Regions from separate parts of the Homo sapiens genome. Here region 2 is linked to region 1. A link is an interaction called in ENCODE POLR2A ChIA-PET data of the cell type or tissue named here. Cell type or tissue: OCI-LY7. All regions are shown on one strand. Links, peaks and the distances in the headings refer to the core of each region. The heading gives the core; the rest is flanking DNA.

Evidence for each region. Peaks named below come from ENCODE experiments on the same cell type or tissue, not always from the same donor. Only the 100,000 strongest peaks of a DNase experiment are listed, where the experiment ranks them.
Region 2: POLR2A ChIA-PET joins it to region 1 with 13 read pairs; 3 of 35 experiments call an interaction of 5 or more read pairs at or near these places.

What each region holds. Positions count from the first base shown.
Region 1 is chr4:184,286,474-184,291,852 of GRCh38, reverse strand. All of the region lies in intron 1 of LOC105377582 (a long non-coding RNA gene), which reads left to right. LOC124900825 (a long non-coding RNA gene) reads right to left here and starts at 4,108. Exons shown (of 2, transcript XR_007058413.1): 1 at 3,712-4,108. RefSeq lists enhancers at 2,891-3,030, 3,391-3,530. In OCI-LY7, for the core only: a CTCF peak has its summit at 4,059; DNase peaks (open chromatin) are centred at 3,302 and 3,952; H3K4me3 peaks cover 2,229 bases; H3K27ac peaks cover 3,392 bases.
Region 2 is chr4:184,362,639-184,368,017 of GRCh38, reverse strand. It overlaps LINC02362 (long intergenic non-protein coding RNA 2362), which reads left to right. Exons shown (of 6, transcript NR_125934.1): 5 at 2,071-2,192; 6 at 2,372-2,457. Among named protein-coding and RNA genes, the nearest start is that of LINC02363, 11 kb to the right of the region's middle. In OCI-LY7, for the core only: no CTCF peak of the experiment used is centred there; a DNase peak (open chromatin) is centred at 3,157; H3K27ac peaks cover 903 bases.

The sequences.
Region 1 (5,379 bases), core at 238-5,237:
GAACTCACTATCAGGACGATAGCTCCAAGGGGGATGGTAGTAAAGCATGAGAAACTGCCCCCATGAAAAGCATGAGAAACTGCCCCCATGATCCAATCATCTCCCACCAGGCCCCATCTCCTACGTTGGGAATTACAATTCAAATGAATCTGGGTGGAGACACAGATCCAAACCATATCAGAGACCAAAGAAGGACAATCTTCCCATGAAGTTATATTTGCTTAAGGGGCTCCCAAACTGCATTTTCCTGGGGGCCTCTTCTGTGGCAGCATGTCACTACACTGTGAGGCATTATTCCTTGACTATCTGCACCTTATTGACACTCAGATGTAGGCTGACATTCTTAACCTGTGTGAGAGTTTTTAGATTGGTAAGAACAAAAATAAAGGTGAACAACCACACACAGAATTAGTAGAAATAAAAAATAAGCTGTTAATCAAAAGAAAAGAAATGAACTGTCAAAAACGATATGAAAGTAGCCAGTCTTATTCTCAATGAAAGAAATGTAAAATCAATAAGATACTATATTTATTTATCTGCCCTACAAAAAACAAAAGTAAAACCCTTCTGTAGACAGTATAAGAAAACATTTATATATGCTGTAGTGAGAGTATAAATTGGCTTAATTATTATAGAAAGACACCTTGGAAAAAATACCACCTTAAAAGCAATAGATTAGATAGATGAGATAGGTAGGGCTAGGTAGGCGTGCGTGCACACACACACACACACACACACACAGTAAAAAACATACAGTAGTTCTCCCTTCTTCGCCGCTTTGCTTTTCAGTTACCTGAAACCATGCTGTCCAAAATATTATAACTGTGTTCAACTATGGTCCAAAAATATTACATACAGTAAGATATTTTGACAGAGAGAGAGAGAAAAACCCTACTCACACAACTTTTATCAGAGTATATTGCTACAATTGTTCTATTTTATTAGTTATTGTTGTTAATCTTCTACTGCGCCTAATTTATACGTTAAACTTGATCATAAGTATGTATGCAATAGGAAAAGACAGTTTCCAGAAGGTTCTGAAATGCGTGGTTTCAGCATCCACTGGGGAGCTTGGAATGTACCTACAGCAGGTGAGGGGAGACTACTGTGTATATATTGCATGTCCTTTGACCCAGCAACCCAACTTTCAGGCATGTAATCTGAGGTGATTAAGAATGTATGACCCGGCTGGGCCCAGTGGCTCATGCCTGTAATCCCAGCACTTTGGGAGGCCGAGGCTGGCAGATCACCTGAGGTCAGGAGTTTGAGATCAGTCTGGCTAACATGGCAAAACCCCGTCTCTAGTAAAAATACAAAAATTATCCGGGTGTGGTGGTGCACACCTGTAATCCCAGCTACTCAGGAGGCTGAGGCAAGAGAATCGCTTGAACCTGGAAGGTGGAGGTTGCAGTGAGCTCAGATCGTGCCACTGTACTCCAGTCTGGGCGACAGCGCGAGACTCTGTCTCAAAAAAAAAAAAAAAAGGAAAAAAGGATGTATGACCAATATACTTGAAAAGATGCTTAACCTCACTAGAAATCAAGGAAATGCAAATAAAACACAAGGTTCCATTTTTAATCAAAGTGGCAAAAATCAAAAGTTTGATCATATAAAGCGTGGGCGAGGTTGTGGTGGCACACGTGCCCTCAGCTGCTCTGCAGTGAGAGCGTTATTTTCCAGCTACTTTGGTGGGCAAAATGTTTCTCCTCTACGACCTAACAATTCCACGTTCTGAATCTCCCCAGAGAGACATCTATCTGCACATGTGCACAAGGTGAAGATTGAATGCAGCATTGTCTGTCTTAGCAAAAGCTAAACACAACCCAAATATCCAGGGATAGGAAAATAACTCAATAAACGTCGGCTTATCCTTATTATGGAATCCCACACAGCAGTTGCAGATCTTCATGTGTTGACGTGGAAATGTCTCCAAGGCATACTGCCAAGTGAATGGACAGCATGTTAACGTCTGTGCGCCACTCGGCCTCACAAATAAAAACGATTCAGCATATCTATCTGTCTATATCTCACTTAGGTATCTGAAAATATACGTACGTACATTTCAAAAAAGGGTACGCATTAACCAATAATAGTGGCTGTCTCTATGATGGCTATAACAACTCGATTGAAGCTGGTTAATGAGGACTTTAGTCTTACCGGTTTTAAGGAAGTTTTCAACAAGAACATGTTTGTTTACAATATGCGTAATTTTAAAGTGTTTTAAAAAATAACTGTGAAGATTTCACTACACTAATACTTACCAAGGCATTATTCGGTAGAGTGAAAATTTGGAAATAGCATAATTGTCCAACTACAAGGTATTTAGTTAAATATATTAGGGGAGATCTCATGATACATTACAACACAACCATCAAAATAATATTTAGAAGTCCAGTAAACAACCAAGAGGAAATGTTCAGAATAATGATCAAAAGAAAAAAGCAGATTACGAAACAGAGTGCACCTCATTAAACACCTGTCAACCCCAGGGTCCAGGGCAGAGAAGTCAGATTCCAAAATCAGAGCATGCTGGCCCAAAGGCTAAAGGTTCGGTAATGCCAAAGTCAGCAATGCTGGTGCAGACACAACAGAAAACTGAGGGCCAAAGAAATTGAGAAGAAAGCCAGGCCAGACGGCTGGATCAAGGATGGAGGCAAAGTGCTAAGGGTGCTGCCTTAGACAAATCCTGTCTGCACCTCTCCTCCTTCCACACCCTTCTGGAGTAGGCCCAGCTGTGCCCAGGGTCTGAACCCAGGCACTGATTGTCCCGAGTCTGGAGGAGGTCTGGGCCTCGCCCTCTAACTGCTTCAGCAGGGACTGGGTCAGGCCAAGGACAATGGCCTCCACCTGCTGGGAGATCTTTCCAGACCAGAGAGCGGAACCTGCAGAATGCAGAGGCCTTCTGGTTTGCTGGACAGTGGTGTACATTCCAGGCTCAACTCTTCATTCCTCTAGGGAGTGAAAAAACCCGCTCCACCTCCTGAGAGCAAGGCTAGGTTGTGAATACCCTTTCCTTTGACGTATTGAGAAACGGGTCCACATTCATTCAGTCACGAGAAATGTCACTCAAAATGGGAGTTTCCTCCTTGAGAATCAAGAATGAATGTTAGAAAATTAAGTGGCAGAATTAGTCAAAGAGCAACCCCTTAGTGGAATAGATTTGACATTACAGAAAAGGAACAGAGAGAAAGGAGAGAGAACAGAAAAAGGGGGTGGGTGGATAAACGGTGGGGAGAGAAAGAGAGCTTGATTTCTGCGTTTATAAATGACAATGCGGTTTTGTCTAACCACCTGCTGCAGCAGGGCTGGGACACAAGGGAACCTGTGCCCTCCCATGCGGTGGAGGGTAGAAGATCAGAAAGACGAGAGGCCGGGGAGAGGCCGAGATTTGTACATCCAGCTGAAAAATAATCAGGCTCCTAAGCACAAGGCAGTTATGGTTTTAAAAAATTAAAATAAGCAACGAAACCAACCACCCAACACATTCAAATCCCTGCATGAGTTTGAGGATCGAGAAGTGGAAGAATTGAACAGGGAGAAACAACGAAGACGCGCTTCTGCTGCAGGAGGCAAATGCCAAGTGTCAGAAATGATTCCTGAAGCTGGGAGCCTCTGAGTTCAACTCATTATTTCCATTTGTTCATTTGTTTTTTCTACTGTGTTTCAATACCTTTTCCTCCTCTGGCTTTTCTACCTGCATGAAGTACTTACTGGTGGTGAAGGGGAGACACAACTCCCAGCCCGTTGTTTGTTTTACAAGTGGACTCTTGCATGGAGAGGAAGCTCAGGAATGGGGTGGCTGGGCAGGAGGGCTGCTGTGTTCCAGGTTCCAGCAGACTTGCAGACCTGCCCAGGGCAAGAGGAAGAACTGGTGAAACCTGCACGCCTGCTTTGAAGATCTCAAGAACAATTTGCTTTGCTCCTGTGGCTAAGCCTGCAAACATATTAAAAGCTTTTCTGGGTGATTTGTCAGTGGATTTAGTTAAAGAATTTATAGCCTGACCCTGGGAATCGGTCTGTGCTTCAGAGCAACACTGACACCACGTGTTTGAATCTTTAGGACTAAAAGGAAAGTAAGATCACGAATGGAGGAGCAAGGAGAGATCCCAAACATAGCAGCTCTCATTATGAGGGTGCACTCATTTCACCCACTGAGGCTCTGAAAGGGTCAGCGCTGATGAGCTGGTCTGGCCTCTGCCTGCTCTACCCAAAAGTGAATGTGGGTGTCTGTAATTCTTGGAGTTCTTTGAGGTAGAAAAGATTATTCAGGGACTATTTTGATTTTAAAAATTAATATTCAACTTATTGAAGCTAGTTCTTAAGTTTTTAAAGTTCAGCTTCTAAATCTTATCACTTTATTTATTAGGAAAGTGCATGCTCAACATGCACTTAGTTTAGTATTTGGGAAAGTCTGCCAATCAGAAACGAAAATATTCAAAAAGAAACCTGAGTATAAAAAATGGAAAAAGTATACTTACAATATTTATGGGGGCTAATTAAATATGCTATGGGATCCCCTCAAATATTGACATTTCCTTTACAAATTTATTATATTCAGATTTTTTCAAGGGTATCTGACTGAGAAGCTTCCCCAAATACTTAGATAACTTTAAAAAATCATATAAAATAAACGTAAAAATAAAGCAGCGTATTAAGTTGCTGAAATGACCACATATTGTTTTCAAATTTTAAAAACTTATCCTTTCAATTTAATATCATAAATGTAAATAACTAAAAAACATGTAACATTAGAATCATAAGACTCATAAGACTCCCAGAGCACTTTGGGAGGCTGAGGTGGGCGGATCACCTGAGGTCAGAAGTTCAGGATCAGCCTGGCCAACATGGTGAAACCCCGTCTCTACTAAACATACAAAAATTAGCCAGGCGTGGTGGCGTGTGCCTGTAATCCCAGCTACTTGGGAGCCTGAGACAGGAGAACTGCTTAAACCTGGGAGGCGGAGGTTGCAATGAGCCGAGATCGCACCGCTGCCCTCCAGTCTGGGCAACAGAGCAAGGATCCGTCTCATAAACAAACAAACAAACAATTAAACAAAAGCAGTGCACTCCATTAGGCAATAAGTGGTCTATCCAACATTGAGAGGAGGTGCTGCCCTCCCTCTGCCTTAATTCTAAGTTTTGACTAATTTTCCTAAAATTGTTATCAAAAACATTGGTGATGCAGCATTTTTAAAATAATGCATTGAGAAACCAAAACTTCTGGTTCCGGCTCTTAAACTGGCAGAACAATGATGGAAAATCAGCCAACTTTTGTCTCCCCCTTCAGAAATGTTGCTGAGCACATCTGGTTCATCCTTTCCCTGGCCTCCTCCTCACAGCCGTTTGGTTCCTACGGCCTAAAAGTGTGTTGTGTAATTA
Region 2 (5,379 bases), core at 132-5,131, 76 kb before region 1:
CAGGGCGTAACATTCCCTTTGTGGAAGGTGTTCCTCGACTCCCATAGCAGGAAGTGTAGAGCAACTCTTACCATCAAAGATGGACAGTCAGCATTGAGATGAGTCTGCATAAACAAACTTTTTTTTTTAAAGTTTGTTCCATTAATCTCCCCCATGTATTTGCTAGTCACTTTCCCACAATTTATCATCCCTTTCCTTTGTTAAAATGATATATACGTCCCTGAGCCTAATCACTTTGCATTTCACTACTTTTCTGTGAACTCCTATGCACGTAAAAATATAAATACATTTGTATTCCTTTTCTCCTGTTAACCTGTCTTGCGTCAGTGAAATTTACAGGCTCCAGCCATTCAACTTATGGGACAGAAGAAAGTTTTTCCTCCCTAACGTGATCAAACACATATTCTTCTAGAGAGCATTTCATCCCTTTCCGACCAATTCATTTCATATTACTTCCTTCTGATTCCTCTTCATAACAGAAACATTTTGGGGTTATCAACTATGCTACCTTCAAGCCTTTGCTCATGCTATTCTACCTGCTTGGAATGCCTTTCCCTTTTTCCTCTTCTCACTTAATCTACCCAGCCTTTCCAGTCTTCCTCCTGCCTCTTCTGTCAGAAATGAGGCAGGAATAATACAGGGTGGTCGCAGAAGAATAGAAAATTCTAGGCAGGCATTTCACATGACTAGCAAAAGGAAACTGTTGAAATAGCCACAGGAGCTAGGGGCTGATAGGACCCTGAAAAACTAGGGTGTGGGCCAAGCTGGCTAAGACCGACTAGACCCAACATGGTGCTGGATTTGACTCAGGTTTCTCTTAGGCCCTCATTTTTCATTCATTAACATACAAATCACATACCCACCAGTGCCATGACCGTTCCAGGAGCACCCATATTTGGTGTAAAAGTGGGTGGCACCACAGTTCTGAGAAATATCCACCTTTTTCGAGGAATTTTCATGAATATTCCACCCCTTGGTTAAAGAAACTCATAAAAGTAGCAGCTCCAAACACCCTTGCGCACAACTTTCTCTGGAGTCCGCTTGCCCTCCCCTATCTTGAGTGTGTACTTTCACTTTGCAACAAATCTCTGTACTTTCACTATTTTCTGACTCATCCTTGAATTTCTTCTCCCGATGATATCAAGCACCTGGGCACTGGCTGGAGTCAAGGTCCCACTTGTGTTTGGGGACCTGCCTAGCCCACCGGTATCATGACTGGGCCACTCATGGGACTCATGATCAGATCCTGACTAGCTTTTTTCTATATTTTCCCAAAGGAGTTCTGCTCCATTTTTCTAACTAAATAGTTAGTGGAAGGCCCTAGTACCCTAGACCTTTTAAAAAGTCCCTTGATACATTGAGCTGAGCATAGCTATTGCTTACAAACATTTACTGAATTCGTACACCGTAAATCAACAGGCATTTATGTCAGCTCACTTAAATGTTAGCTCTTCATTTAGCCAGCTACCAAGAATAAATGTCAAAAAGAGAACTTTGTAATTCCTGGCTAAAAGGGGAGAAGACATTTAATTGGAAATTATGGAGCTCACAGCTGGCTTTCTTGGAACTTATAGATGAAATTAAAAGTGTATGGCCAAGCCTACCAACAAAACCCCCAAACCATTACTTCTCCTTTGACACATCATTCATGAAATGAAGGAATTAGAGAGATCACCCAGTCCACACTTATCTCCAAGCTGAATTGCACCCAAGGCTGGAAGAAACAAATGGAGCCCATGGCATTCAAATTTCTGTGCCCTTCTCTCCTCTCCTTGGTTCTCTCCCATGTTTTGTCAAACTTCCCACACCCAGCTCCTTAACCAAAGGGACTGGCTAGGTCAGGCAGAGGTTGAGTCAAGAGTGCTCAGGTGTCCCAGGATGACTGTCAAGAGTGGTGGCAGCTCTCCTATGTCTCAGCCCCCCAGGAGCACCTCAGCCCTGCAACGGCATCAAACTGGGTGGCACACACTAGTATGGAGCCAGAAATCAGTCAGTGGGAATATGATGCACCCAATTTTACAGTGACTGTGTCCTGAAACTCCCTGTCCTTTGTTCTTTCAACAAATATAGATTGAGCAGCCATTATATATCAGGCACTATAGGAGTTCCTGGAGGATACTGGTCTGAAGTTAGCATGATCTTGACTCAAGAAACTTATAGTCCTGATAAGAACTTCCACCAGAATTCCAGATGTAAGTCATGTTTCCTAGGTTATGCTATTGGTGGTGATGGTGGGTGAGGGAAGGAGGGTGGGTTGAAATAAGAGCCTACGAGTAGTCACAGATTTGTATGGCTTTGACTCCCAGGCATAGGAGTTGGGAGTTTTGAGGGTCATCAGTATATGAAGTTCTTTGATCTTCTTGGCTTCCAGAAGGCAGCACAGGCCTTGCTGTTTGCCCATGCCCATGCGGTCAGCTCTCTTGGGTACCGTGGCATGCAGATGCAGACACTCACCCAAGACACCCTGTAGTGCTGATTACTGGCTGAAGACACTGAATATCTGATATAGTTTGGATGTTTGACCCCTCCAAATCTCATGTTGAAACTAGATTCCCAGTGTTGGAGGTGGGGCCCGGTGGGAGGTGTTTGGATTGTGGGATTGGATCCCTTATGGCCATCTTGGTGCCATCCTTGTGGTAATGAGCAAGTTCTTTATCTACTAGTTCCTGAGCGATCTGGTTGCTAAAAAGAGTCTAGCAGCATCATCCGCTCCCTCTCCTCCTCTCTTACCATGTGATATGCACACACCGGCTACCCTTCACCTACTGCTCCAGCACCACGCTTCATGTACAGCCTGTAGAACTCTGAGCCAAATAAACCTCTTTTCTTTATAAATTATTGACTTTCAGGTATTTCTTTATAGCGACAGGAATAGACCAAGACAATATCTATCTATCATCTATCTATCTGTCTCCCCACTCCCACTTCTGTGACAGGAGACTTATCACCTAGTCCTGCCCTCTACCCAAGCTTCTGTGACCATCCCCCACTCAAATCTGCCCCAGCAGTAACCTCAAGCGGGCTTGAGTCCTTGTCACCCCAATTTGCACTAATTTTGTTTCCTATGCTTCAGAATTGTACTTGTTAATATATAAAAATATTCAGGCTGCCCTAGTTCATGTAACACCTTTGAGAGGTGGCAGTGAGCAACCACTTCCGCCAGGTGCACACAGCCCCACACCAGTGTGCAGGGTCTGGTCAGTGGAGGACAGCCTAGGTTGCAGCTGAATCTTACCTCATCAGGGCACAGCCAAGCCAGGTCCTGAAGGCATGGCCCCTGGCTGGATTATTGTGAGGCAGTAGACACCTTCACAGCTATTTGCCTTATCTTTATGACTGTTTCCCAAAGGTGTCCCTGACTTGAGCTCAAAGGAAGGTCTCTCAGGGCCGCCCATCCTGACTTTCTGGTCACACCACAAATGACCCTCCCAAGGGTCACATCTTCACTAAACACACCTGGCCCCCTCCAGACCCCACCATTGCTACAAGCCTGAGGCAAGAGGGTACCACACTTCTCTTCTCTGTCTCAACTCATCCACATGGGCCTGGCTTTCACTAATTCCTCACAGCACGGCTGAGACCACAGTGTAATGTTTAACAGGGTTTCATCAGAGGTCAAGGCTAAAGGAAGGAATATAAAACCACGAGGGTACCACACTTCTCTCCTCTGTCTCAACACATCCACATGGGCCTGGCTGTCACTAATTCCTCACAGCATGGCTGAGAACACAGTGTAATGTTTAACAGGGTTTCATCAGAGGTCAAGGCTAAAGGAAGGAATATAAAACCACACAGGGGTGTTCTGGCTATACGATAACCTCACAAAGACATGGTATCAATATATTTCCCAAAGTCTGGTTTCAAAAAGTCTTGGGATGCAGCATTACACATGGGCTTGCTGTGACAAATACACATACTCCTGGACTTACGATGGGGTGCCATTCAGACAAACCTGTTGTAAATATCACAGCTTAGCTCGACTCCCTTAAACATGCTCAGAACATACATCAACTTTGCTGGGCAGAATCACGCAGCAACACAGGACAACGTAGACTGTCAGTTATTCACCCTCACGACTGTGGTGGACTGGGAGCTGCGGCTCACTGCCACTGCCCAGCATGGAGAGGGAGTATCATACTGCACATCACTAGCCTGGGAAAAGAGCAAATGGCAAAATTCATTCCAAGTATGGCTTCTGTTGAACGCATGTCACTTTTACACCATCATAACATCAAAAAATCGTAAGTTAGAGACCATCTACTTAACAGAGATTTCAATGAAATAGTGCCTTAGATTGTGAAGTATATATTAATTCATTGCATTATTAATTAGGATTTAAATTACTAATGTACCGTCATAGCAGCCTTTCTTGGTAGAACCTCTGTGGACTGGGCTAGAGGCGCTGTGCTGATTTTCAGGCAGAGCTGATCTTGTTCCTGCAGCTTCAGGATGGGTTGTAAGGAAGGTGAAAGAACAACGTGCAATACGGCAAGTTGCAACATGGTCACAAATTCTTTGGCACTTTTCCCATCAAGAGGTAGGGGCTGTGTCCACTCCCCTGGATTCTGGGTCTGCTTTGACCAATAGAGAATGGCAGAAGTGGTACCGTATGACTCCCAAGGCCAAGTCATGGAAGGCAATCTAGACTTGCATTGTTGCCTGGTAACATCTGCCCTTGGGGCCCTGAACTTCCCTGTGAGCGGTCCCTGGAGCCTGAGGCCGCCATGCTGCAGTGACCACAGGTAGATGCTCTGGTCACCAGCCCCAACTCAGCCAGCCGCCAGCCAGCCCAACTCAAAGACTGGACATAGGAGCCAAGATGTTGCCAGGTCAATGGGTCATCCAGCCCCATCCATCCTAGCCCCAGCCATGGGACTCAACATAGCTGAAGCCCCAGACATCATGGAGAAGAGCCATGCCTTCTGTTCTCTTTCCAAATTCCTGACCTACAGAATCTGGGAGCATAAGGATGAAGTGGTTGTTTCATGGTTTTTTATGCAATAATAGGTGAGTGAAACATGCAACCTCTTCTCAATCACTTCCTTAGCCTTAAGAATTAAATCCTACATCCTTAGCTCTCCAAGTAGAAGACTGGACAAGTCATGCTGCTTATTTTTCCTTCTTTCATTTCAGTTGCAGTGGGAACTAGTTTTGCAGGCCTGTTCGCTTCCCAGGGCTGTTGTAAGAAGTTACCACAAACTTGGTGGCTTAAAATAACAAAATGTAAGACCCTGGGAAGAACCTTAGAATGTGTTCAAATGGTCATAGGTTTATAAAATTTGCAAAAGTAAGACACTTAAGCAATGGAGACTGCTGGTTATTTCCATTCTTGCTTCCTCTCTGTTTCTGTTTTCTTTGCGTGGGTGCTGGGAGTGGCCC